Regions from separate parts of the Homo sapiens genome. Here region 1 is linked to region 2. A link is a contact called in ENCODE Hi-C or POLR2A ChIA-PET data. All regions are on one chromosome and are shown on one strand. The core of a region is the stretch at or near the end of the contact, and the rest is flanking DNA. Distances in the headings are between cores, read along the strand shown. Region 1 holds the start of MAGI1 (membrane associated guanylate kinase, WW and PDZ domain containing 1). Region 2 overlaps MAGI1 (membrane associated guanylate kinase, WW and PDZ domain containing 1).

The links. A loop is a pair of places that touch in the nucleus more often than their neighbours do. ChIA-PET counts read pairs that join two places held with the same protein, here RNA polymerase II (POLR2A).
Region 1: a map of chondrocyte shows a loop between it and region 2 (2.5-fold over the local background). The contact joins the promoter of MAGI1 here to the enhancer-like site in region 2. A Hi-C loop is called at or near these places in 1 of 168 maps with a recorded cell type or tissue (chondrocyte). POLR2A ChIA-PET finds 5 or more read pairs at or near these places in 2 of 52 experiments (H1 and WTC11).

What each region holds. Positions count from the first base shown.
Region 1 is chr3:66,037,117-66,042,839 of GRCh38, forward strand. MAGI1 (membrane associated guanylate kinase, WW and PDZ domain containing 1) reads right to left here and starts at 1,802. Exons shown (of 23, transcript NM_001033057.2): 1 at 880-1,802. The coding sequence starts at 1,192. It overlaps LOC105377128 (a long non-coding RNA gene), which reads left to right and starts at 1,837. Exons shown (of 2, transcript XR_001740440.2): 1 at 1,837-2,082; 2 at 2,936-3,178. RefSeq lists an enhancer at 1-817 and a silencer at 1,770-1,889.
Region 2 is chr3:65,572,881-65,579,410 of GRCh38, forward strand. All of the region lies in intron 2 of MAGI1 (membrane associated guanylate kinase, WW and PDZ domain containing 1), which reads right to left. Among named protein-coding and RNA genes, the nearest start is that of MAGI1-AS1, 320 kb to the right of the region's middle. Within about 2 kb of position 2,656, at least 2 of the 41 ENCODE cell types and tissues checked have a DNase peak (open chromatin) inside an H3K27ac peak, as active enhancers do.

The sequences.
Region 1 (5,723 bases), core at 552-3,051, 460 kb after region 2:
GTGACCTTGAGCAAGTCACTTAACCAGTATCAATCCCAGTTTCCTTATCTCTAATTTGGGGTATATAAATAAGAACAACTCGTTCTTAGAACTGTTGTGAATCGGAGTGAGATAGTGCAAGTAAAGTATTTTACACAGAGCCGGGCATGTAGTAAACCAACAATGAATAGTAGCTTCATTTTCATCATCAATAATGACGATGATGGTGGTGGTGGGAGGGTAAACTTGGACCCGATTCGAGCTAAAAGCAAGCACCCCTTCCCCCTCTCCCCCTCCCAAGTGTATGGCTGAGCCACACGGTGGAGACACATGCGTCATCCGGCTGAGGGGTGAATGCAGGCTCTTCTGGCGGCGGGCTCAGGAACCGCCAGGCAGTGGTGTCCTAGCTCACCTGGAGGGGTCGCGGGGTGAAGCAGATTTTCTGATGGGGGAGGTCCAATAAACTACAGACCCTCTCTTTCTGTATACCCACTCAGCAGGTATGGAAACTGACTCGTGGCCAAAGAACGCCAGCTGCATCCCTCCCCCAAGGAGCCAGGACAGCGTCCACCATGCCCCTGACTCAGTTCCCCAACTCTCTCTCGGGTGCAGGCGAGACTGCGCTGCACTTAGTGGCGGAGATAACAGGTTGGCCAGCCAGGCCTGAGAAACGTCCCCCCGCTACCTTGCGCAAACCCAGCCCCCTCTTCGAAACGCAGGTGGGCAAACAACCCTCAACCTCGCAACAACTTTGTGTATTTCACCGCCACCACAGGGCGCACGGCCTCAACTTCTCTTCACTGCGCTCCGAGGAGGGAAGCAGGAAATCGAGAATAAGGGGCAGCCCACAGACCACCCTCCTTTTCTCGGGGCGCCCCCCAAAGGCGCGCCCTGCCTTACCTTGTCTGACGGCCTTGAAGGTGACGGCCTCCTTGCAGCTGTCGATGACCCCCAGCACGTCATAGCGGGGCAAGCCGGACACCCGGACCCCCTGCACCTCCAGAAGCAGCTCCCCTTCGCCCAGCCTCGGGCCCTCGCCGCCGCCGGGAAGCCCCGCTGCCTCGACCGCCGCCACCGCTCCGACGTACGGAAACTCCCCGTGCTCCGCGCCTCCCAGCACCGTCACCCCCAGCTCGCCCTGGGGTCCCCGCTTCACGGTGCATTCGTGAACCCTGCTAGTCCAGTGGTTCTTCTTCTGGATCACTTTGGACATGATGAGTTACACCCCTCCTCCAAAAAAATAAAACGAGAGACAGGTGCCCCCCACAGCACGAGCCCCCAAGCCTCCGCTTGTTCATGGGAGAAACATCTCTCCCCAAATCACAAAACAGGAGAGAGAAACTTGGCAGCCTCGCTCCCCTGCACACGCTCGCGCACTCAAGCCATCATAAAACAAACTTTCTGGGCTTCCCCGCGAGCCCCGCACAGGCGCCCGCGAGCTTTGTTTGCATTCCGGTGCCTCTGGGTCCACGTTCCGGCGCCCGCCCGTGCTCTCCCGGACCAGAGTCCACTCTGCGCCGCTCGGGTTATTTTTTTTTCCTTCCTTCCTTTCTCTCTTGCCTTTTACAAATGCGGTGCCTCCTCTTTGCCTCCCGCCCGGCTCGCCTCTCCTCGCTGGCAGGCTGTTACTGAGGGTGAGGGAAGCCCTTCCAGCCAGTTGCCGGGAGCCCTGAAGACGCGGTGGCGGGGCGGCGGGGAGCAGGGCGGGAGGTAAGTGCTCGCGGCCCCTTTAAGCAGATACAAAGGCTCGGCTTGTTTTGTTACAGTTCATTCTATTCCGCGCCGCGGAGCGCAGCGGCCGGCGACAGGAGACGCGCGCGCATGCGCCCCGCGGCCGCCAGCCGGCCGGCCCACCCCTCCCCTCCTCCCCGAAGGGAGAGATTCCAACGTGCTTCCCGATGGGTCCTAAAACCGACCTGCCGGGAGAAGGCAACTCCCCCCCAACCCTTCCTGAACCCCTATCCTCTCTCCTTTTCTTTCAGTGCCCTGGACTCCGCGGATTCCTTTGGGGCTGGAGGGCCGCACACGTGTTTTACTCCAACTGTTTGCAACTTTTGAAACCCGGGCAATCTGGCTTTGGCATTTGAAAACCATTTCAAACAGGTGGGGGTTGGGGAGGCTGCCACACTCACCCTGGCGCTCACACTCACGCACACGCGCACGCACTCGCGCCGGCCCTAAGCCTCCTAACCGCCCTCGGCCAGTGGCTGGCCAGGCTGTCGGTCACCCAGCCCGGCTGGTTCGCCGCCCCCCTTGCCGCAGGTCCCACTGAAACCCCCGAGACCCGCCCCGGGGCGCTCGCCGCCTCCCTGCCTGCCCTGCGCTTGCGGGTTCGGGTCCTGGCGCGGGGTCTGCCAGGGTCTCTGCGACCCGGGGGAGGGGGACGGTGGGATCCTCCGGTTCCCCAACTGGGATCCCTGTGCGGGTCACACGCGCTCTTACACACACCCGCATCCTTAAACTTTGGGACCAACTTTTTAGGACACGGGAAACTACAGGCAAGAGAGAGAAGCCATGGTGCTAGTGTGGGTTCAGGTATTCAACCAAAAAAGAGATCCCTCTAGCTTTTCAACTGCCCTGCCAGCAGAGACTGCTGGACCCAGTCAATCATCTGCCCCGGCCTCAAGTTCCTGGCAGGGCCGAGAAGCCTGCGGACCTACTCCGGGGCCAGGAGATAAGGATCCCCGCCGGGCGCGGACATGCCCTGCGTCCTGGCGCCCGCGGGGGCGTGAGAGAACTCGGAATTCGCAGCCCGGGGGTAGCTGCGGCCTCCGGAGGTCGCCCGGGGGTGCGGATGGAGTGACTTCTGTCCCGGCGAGGTGGCGGACAGAAAGACTCCCATACCACAGGAAGGCTGCCCTTCCCAAATACTCCTCAAATCAGGCTGCTGAGTAGTCTCCCCAGCAGTTTGTTTTCCTCTTTAGTGATGTATAATTTTGTTCATCTTTGGTCACAGGAGAGATTCCAAGAAATGAGGGGGGTACGTTGAAACGATGAAGAAAGGATGGACACAGCAGTCGAGGTTGAGAGGTAGGCTCAGGGGTCCACCCTTGTGTGACCTTGAGCAAGCTTGGTGACCTCCGCGCCTCCGTTTCTCGCTGATCAAATAAGTAGAACAAGACCTCACAGGGTTCTTGGAAGTATTACGTGGGAAAACACTTATAAAGTGGCAAATAATAAAAACTCATTATATTCTTAATAGTAGTATTACTATTTGGGAAGAAAATTGGGAAATCATTTGGGGATTCAAGTTAGTAAGTATGATAATTTATCCTCTCCTTTCTAGAACTTAGAAAATATGGGCATACTTTGTGTGTTTGTTTTTTGATGGTGGTGGTGGTGTTTTTAGAAACGTGGTCTTGCTTTGTCCCCAAGCTGGAGTGCAGTAGCTCGACTAGCTGATTGTAACCTCGAACTTCTGGACTCAAGCAATCCTACCACCTCAGCCTCCTGAGTATCTGGAATTATAGGCACATGCCACCATGCCCAGCTAGTTTTATTTTTTTGATTTTTTGTAGACATGGGGGGGTCTCCCTATGTTGATTGCCCAGGCTGGTCTCAAACTCCTGGGCTCAAGCCAACCTCCTGACTCAGCTTCCCAAAGTGCTGGGGTTATAGATGTGAGCCACCATACCTGGTTTAGGCATACGTTTAAACATCCTTTTAAAGCATTGTAGGGTGCTATTCTAAGCTAATAAAAGTAAGGAGGGATGTTGATGCTTCTCTCTTGGGATATCCAGAACTGAAAATCCCATTGCATTGTTGTGTTTCTGAAAAAAGGAGGTGACCAATTTTCCATGGCTTTGCTTGGTGAGAGGAACTTTGTCTCCAGCTTTTTTTCAGAAGCAATCTAGGTCAATATGAACAGCACTTCAAAACATAAATTATCAAACCCGAGCACAGATCCAGCCAATCAGAATGTCAAGGAAGGGCTAAGTCATTTGAACTTTTAAGGTTCCCCTTATGTGTTGTTGGTACACAACGCTGAGCACCATAGGTTTAGTATCTTGATTCCAAAGCATTGTTTGGGTCCCAGACCTTTTTGTCAAATAAACCTGTGATCCACATCTCTGTGTAAAATAAAAACTCAAGGAGGTCAGGACACTTTGACAGTTTGGTTTACTGATGTATTATTCCCAGTTCCTAGAATGGTGCCTCGTACTAGCAAATGCTAAAATATTTGTCAAATGACTCTTTCCACAAAAATGTACATTTTTACTTTCCATGTTAGTGGGGAGTCACAGATTCCCCTGCAAATCATTAGTAAGCTTAGTAAGCTTAGCCTTGTGTGTTTCCCCACTTTGCCACTTCATATTCTAGTAAAGTGTAATTGTTTGCTAAGAATACCCACAACCAACCTTGAATTAGGAGTCCCCTACCTCTCCACTCAACTCTCACCTCTGCCTGGGGGAGTCCAAGGGCTGGACAAGACCAGGCGTTTTGTGATTCCTCCCAATGCAACAACATCCCCCTCTTGCCAGGATTCCAGGTGTCACCACAGCAGCTGAGAAAGGAAAGAACTTGGAATTTAGCATACGTCAGGTTTTAGATGTGGAAAAGCCCCAAAAGAAGGAGTAGTACCTGTGGGCACAGAGGGCAATATGGAGAGAATAGACATTATTCTAATTCAGGAAAAGGAAAAATAATTTGAACCTTCAAAGTAGCCAAGGCTGCCAGTTTCCAGGATGCTCCCTCTGCATCTTCCCGGCTGGTGTTTCACCTGGTCTAGTTCCTGTGTCCCAGACTGGAGAAGTTCAAGGCAGAGATCATCTCTCTCCTATCCAACCTTTGAAACCTCAATACCAAAAACCATGAACCATGCCTTGTGTGGAGTGTGCACCATACACAGTTGTTGAGTGAATTGATGAAGTGTGACATGAAATTGTTGAATAAATGGATGAAGTATGACATGAAATTGTGTAATATGTGACCTTTGATCCAAAGCCAGTTTAGATTTGGTTGCCAAAACAGGGGTATTTATATTAGGTTGGTGCAAGAGTAATTGCAGGTTTTGCCATTACTTTCAATGAAAAGAGCTTATAGTTATGTCATTGTGAAGTAGATTTTTCCTGAATAGATCTAAGATCCTAGTATTCTGACTTGTCTCACTTTAGCTATGAATTTGGCAATACATTCTGTTGGGAGAAATAATGCTATAAAATACCTAACTTTCAAGCTTACTGTATATGTCAGCGTAGTGATGTGAGTTGGGGGTTTTTTTGTTTGGTTTTTGTTTGTTTGTTTGTTTGTTTGTTTTGAGACAAACTCTCACTCTGTCATCCAGGCTGGAGTGCAGTGGTGCCGTCTCGGCACACTGCAACCTCAGCCTCCTGGGTTTAAGTGATTCTCACGCCTCAACCTCCCAAGTAGCTGGGATTGCAGGAGTACACCACCATGCCCAGCTAATTTTTGCTTTTTTAGTAGAGACAGGGTTTTGCCATGTTGGCCAGGCTGGTCTCAAACTCCTGACCTCAGGTGATCCACCTACCTCGGCCTCCCAAAGTGTTGGGATTACAGGCGTGAGCCATCGCGCCCAGCTGATGTGAGTTATTTTATGCAATCACCACAGTTGTGTAAGGTAGGAACTATCAGGAATGACCTTGATTTTATAACTGAGGAAAATGAAGCTAAGAAAGTGAAGAAACTTGCCCCAGAGCTTACAAGTAACAAAACCAGGAAGTGAACCCGGAGGCATGACCCAAAACCCATGCTCAGAACACTGTAGTCTGAGAGGATAGGATGTG
Region 2 (6,530 bases), core at 1,406-3,905:
TTGATTTGTTTCCAGAAGGGTCAAACTCTGGCCAAAGAACAGATTGTTTCTCTCCAACATTTACATTTCTCAGAGGTGTAGTCTATTCAAGAATTTTAATTTAGACTTGCACGTATTTTGACAAGTAAAAAAAATGTTATACAGATATGAAGACAAAGTTACTCATCTTATCCCTATCTGCCAATTACATTCCCCAAATAACCAGTGTTAATATTTTTGTGTTTGATATTCATTCCTTTCACAAAACTATAAACATATAGATACATATATAAGGGGTTAATTTATTTTAATCAAAATAAAAACAAACTGCACATATTATACAACTCATTTTTTCTACTTAATATTATAGACATATTTAAAATCATTAGAACAAAAAAATTGCAAACCAATATTTCACAGGAACAAAGATGCAAAAATTCTAAATAAAAATTTAACCAATCATATTCAACAATAAATAAAAAGCATAATACATCATGAGCAAATAGGGAAATAGAGTTTATCCCAGTCATGTAAGATTATTTTAACATTGGAAAATCTATTAATATAATTTATCACACTAATAAATTATATATCACACTAATAAACTACATAAAATCCACATAGTCCTCTCAGTAGACACAGAAAAAGTATTTCAGAAACTCCCACATTTATTGCTGATTTAAAAATAAAAAAAAAACTCCTGGTAATCTATAAATGGCAAAGAACTTCTTCAACCTGATGAAAAGAATTTATGAAAAACCTGCAGCTAACATCATAGTTAATGGTGAAAGAGTGAATGTTTTTTCCCTAAAATTGAGAACAAGAATATCTTCATTACCCTTTTCTGTCTAACACTTTACTAGAGGCTATAGCCAGTGCAATAAAGCAAGGAAAGGAAATAAAAAGCATTTAGAATAGAAAAGGAAGATGTAAAACTTTTATTATTTCTCAGATGGCATGGTTAGCTGTGTCAGGGTTTGGCAAAATGTGGCAGTTTTGTTATTAAGTTTCATAAGAACACAGTCACACCCATTCACTTGTGTATTATCTACAGCTGCTTTCACCCTACTAATTACTCAACTACCATGGGCAGTTGAGTAATTGCCACAGACACACACAAGCTTAAATTATTTACTATCTGGCCTTTTAAGAAAGTTTGCTGACCCCTGATCTATGTAGAAAATCTGATAAAATCTACAATAAAACTACTGGGAGTAATAAGCAAGTTTAGACACACTAAAGAATACAAGATCAATATATAAAAATCTATTATATTTCTTTCTGCTTGTAACTTGTAATCAGAAATAGAAATTTTATTTTTTATTTTTTAACTTTTATTTTAGGTTCCGGGATACATGTGCAGGTTTTTACATATATATATGTATATATATATACATACATATATGTAAACTGCTTGCCATGGGGGTTTTCTGTACAGGTAATTTCATCACCTGGGTAATAAGTACAGTACCCAATAGATATTTTCAGGAACAAAAATTTTAACACAGCATTTATGACAGCAACAAAATATATAAAATACCCAGCAGTAAATCTGACTGGAGATGTAAATGACCTGCATAGAAACTAAAAAAAAAAAAAAAAAATGTACTGAGAGAAATTTTAAAATCTACCCTATTCATGGGCAATACTTTTAAAATGTCCATTCTCCACATATTCATCTATATCTAGATATTCAACGCAATCCCAACCAAAATCCTACCATACGTTTTGTCAAAATGGACAAAGTGATTCTAAAATTTACATGGAATATTGAAGGACCTAGAATAGCAAAAACAAATTTGAAAATGAAGAATAAAGTTGGAAAACTAATAGTACCTAACTTCAAGACATTATAAATCTCCAGTAATCAAGACAGTGTTGTACTGGTGTAAAGAAAGGTGAGTATATGAGTGAAACAGAATAGAGAATCAAGAAATAAGCCCTCACATATATGGACAACTAATTACCAACAAAGATGCAAAGACAATTAAGTGGAGAAAGGAAATCTTTTCAACAAGTGACACTAAAACAATTGGACTTTCACATTTAAAAAAATTAACTTCAACTCGGAATGGATCATAGACATAAAACTAAAACCGAAAACCATAAAACTTATAGAAGAAAACTTTTGTGACTTTAGGTTAAGTAAAAACAGATATCACACCAAAACCACAATCTATTAAGGAAACAATTGGTAATTTGTATTGCTTCATAGTTAAAAATCTCTGTTCCCCAAAAGACACTGTTAAGAGGATGAAAACGTAAGGCACATATTGGGAAAAAGTATGTACAAATCACATATCTGAAAAAGGTCTTATATTCAGAATCTATAGAGTTCCAAACAAAACACCAACTAAAAAGAGAGTAAAATATTTGAATTAAACACTTTAACAAAAAAGACATATGGATGGCAAATGAGCACATGAAAAATTAGTCATTATAGAAATAAAAATTAAAACCATAATGAGGTACCAAGATATACTATTAGAAAGGTTAAAGTTAAAAAGACTGACCAAAGCAAGTATTGATGAAAATGTGGAAGAAGTGAAACTCTCCTACACTGCTGGGCAGGAATATAAAGTGATGCAATCACTCTGGGAAGGTTAAGAGATTTCTTAAAAAGAGAGATGACCATGTGACCCAGTAATTCCACCCACAGATATTTACTCAAGAGAAATGAAAGCATACATCCATATAAAGACTTACACACAAATGTTCATAGCAGCTTAATCTGTAATAGACAAACTGGAAACAAACCAAATACCTATCAATGGGTGAATAAACAAACAAAAGATGATACATCCATACCATGAGATACTACTCAGCAACAAAAATAGTGAGCTGTTGCTATATGCTACAACATGAATGGCTCTCAAAAAATTCTGCTAGTGAATGATGTATAATTCACTATTATGCTACGAATGAAGTCAGATTCCTGATGCCACAAAAAAAATACATACCACATGATTACATTCACATATAATTCTAGATAAAACAAACTTAGCACCAGATAACATGTTACTGGTTGTCTTGAAATCGGGAGATACAGGGTAGAGGAGAGTGATTATAAAGGGGCACAAGGACATTTTTGGGGGAGCTAATGTATGTTCGTTTTCTTAATTGTGGTGCTGGTTTTATGGGTATATGCACAAGTCAAGACTTATCAAATCATACATTCTAAGCATGGACAGGATATTGTATATTAATTCTACCTCAGTAAAGATGTTTTTAGAGTCATTAGATATTTGTCTAATTTTGTTTTCTAATTACTTTATGTATATATACACACAGATTTTATAAAATGTAGAGCATGCATACTTAGCATTTTTAGCGGTTTTCTGTTTGCTTCTTGTTTCTAAATATCTAATTAATCAAGTAACACGTATTAATAACCTGTTTGATAATAATTCTAACAGTGGCCCTCTGAAAATTCAGCTCAGGGTGCTAGAACAATCAATATAGTGACACCAATATCATGACATGTGTGACACATTAGCATGAAATTAGTGGTGATCCTTGTCAATCCTACGTAGACAATGCTAATCAATCCCCGCACTCTTCCTCTCTGAGCCTGAATAAAAGATTCCAGCTCTAACAGGCTGGAGCTAATACAAATGGTGAACCCGCTCTGCCATCCAGGGGTCTTGTTGATGATGCTGATGATGCCTGACTGAAGTAGGCAAATACGTTTTTATCTTCATCTTTTTGCCAGGCTGTCTCTGTGCTATCTTGTTGCTTTGCTTAAATCAAGAAAAATGGGCGTTGTACTGCTATCTGCATTTTGTCTTGCATTTAAGTAACGGTTTCCTTTAAGAGCCAATTCAGAACTCATACATTCCAGGAAGCCTCCTATTGACTAAGCTCAGGTCATAATAAACTTGACTTTTTCTGAATCCTTTCACTACTAGATTCCTTGCTACACAATACCACATTTAGGTATCTGCCACCAGGATTATTCTCTGAGCTTCACTTTTCTTACCTGTAAATTGATACTTATATTGCAGAGTTGTCTTCAGGACTAGAGATGATGTATGGTTACCCCTGGGATGTAGACTCCACAAATTCAGACATTTTGTCTAGTTTATATAACCCTAGTGCCTAGAACAGTGCCAGACACAGAGTAAGTGTTCAACAAATAGCTGTAAGTAAATATGTAAGTAGTCTTTCACATACCATGGCACATTAAGTTCGATCCACATACACACTTAATACTCTATAATAACTCAGCTACTTGAAGACAGTCACCCTAGGTGCTCTTTTTGTCCCTTGGAGTTACATTTTACTCAGGGTTTCTATAGTTAGAAGTCAAGGCAAATATCACAGGCAGAGCTGGACTAGAGTGAAACAAATGAATCATAATCCTGGAATGTAAATTTAAAGGATACGCCAAAAAAACCCTCCACATATGAAAGAAATAATATTTCATGCAATATTTTTTAAAATAAAAATAATGCAAAGAATCCATTATGAATAAAACATCAGTTTTAAACAAAGGCAAAATCAGAGCAGTGCAGGACTGAGCCATATCAAAGCCTGAGGCAAAATGAAAAATCAAACACGGCTCCTATCTTCACTTAAAATAATTTTGATTAAAAAATATTACATTAAAATATTATTTATCCTCATTACTGAGGTTTCTAGCACTCCCTTCAATTCTGTGCCGGTGGTGAGTGCCTCCTCGTGTCACCCCAATCCTGGCCCTGCACAGCTGTCAAAACAGTCCTTGAAGAATCCCTTAAACTATCCACAAAATATAATATTCTACTCTCACTAAATTCAACACCACCAGTTTGCCTTTAGTGTTAGAACAGTGCTACGTTTCTCCAGGTGAGCCCTGGATGAAGAAGATGGCTTACACTTAAGGAGCCAGGCTGTATACAAAATGTGTGTCTTTACACAGCAGACTCACACTTGGCTCATCAAGGTGCTGATGCCATGGGAGGCTTCTGGGAACTGAGAATAGTCGAACCATGTCTCTCATCTCACCCTGGCTCAGGCACAGACTCTAAGGCAGGCAGAATCAACCACATTCTTTTATTTGCCTTTATTCGCTCCTGTTTGTGGTCTGTCTCTGTCTCTCTTTCTCTCTCTCACACACTCTCACACACGACTTGTGTAACTTGAATGAATAAATAATGTGATTCTACTGGAAATGCAATGCTGTCCGCCCCTTGGCCTTCTACCCAGCATGCCTGCTTGTTGAGCGACTGACGGGTTCTGCCTCCATCCTCAGGAGCCTCAGCTCCCACAAATCACTAGTGATTTCCTCCAGCCGCCAAGACAAAGGCGACTCTGGCAACCAGGCTATGTATTCCTTTTGCTTTCCCTAAGCACCCATACCATGTTGCTTCCCATAAATTCACAGTTTTATCCTGAGATGAAATCGCACCATTTCTGCCAGGAATCACACACAGAAACATGGTTCTGTTTTGTTTCTGGACATACTGTATTTGATAAAATTAGAAAGAAATCACCCTACCAACATTTGCACACAAGAAGAAAGGGAAAAAAAAGAGGAGGGTGAAAAATCAACCAGCTATGAGATCCAGTATAGAGAAGATATCAGAAAAACATTTTTTGCAGGTTCCAAATCTTGAAGTATAAAATTATCCTCTCCTATTCTTCTTTGTTCCCACTTGTGGCATCTAGCCAATCACTAACAAATATAAGAGCTGGATGCCAACTTCAGTAAACATATTTAACCCTACAAGGAGAGACAGTCATGGGGGAAAATGAAATCTTCATGGGTCCAAGTCTCTCAATGAGAACAGATATTCAGGCCGGATGCCATGGCTCACGCCTGTAATCCTAACACTTTGGGACGCCGAGGTGGGTGGATCACTTGAGGTCAGGAGTTCAAGACCAGCCTGGCCAATATGGTGAAACCCCATCTCTACTAAAAATACAAGAAACTAGCGGGGCGTGGTGGCACATCCCTGTACCCCCAGCTACTTGGGAGGCTGAGGCACGACAATCACTTGAGCCTGGGAGATGGAGATTGCCACAAGGTGAGATCGCGCCACTACAATCCAGCCTGGGTGACAGAGTAACACTCTGTCTCCAAAGAGAGAGAGAGAGAGAGAGAGACAGAGAGAGAGAGAGAGAACGAACAGATATTCCCTGCAAGCTCTCCTAAAGCGATGCATTTTTTTGCGGGGGAGGGGTGGGGGTCACTAATACAAAACATAGACTTGGCACTGAGCCTCCCAAAGCAGAAAGAAGATTGGATAATTACATTCATACACATATCCATTGTGTATGAATCACATTGTCCAGCCCCACCACTGTGCAAATCCTGGAGTCAGAACATCTCAGATTCTACCAGCTCATCCCAAGTATTTTCCAGATAAGGTAACAGAGGCTTAGCAAGACCAGGTGACTTGTCTTACCCAGGTCATGATGGCAGCAGGTGCAACCATCTACCCAAGCTTCTGCCAAAAAACTAGGATGCTTTCTGCTGCTCTGTGGTGGGACCATTTGATCCCAGGACTGCCACATATTTGGGCCTTATACAGTTCCTTTCTGTGGTTAAGTGAAGTGATTACCCATGC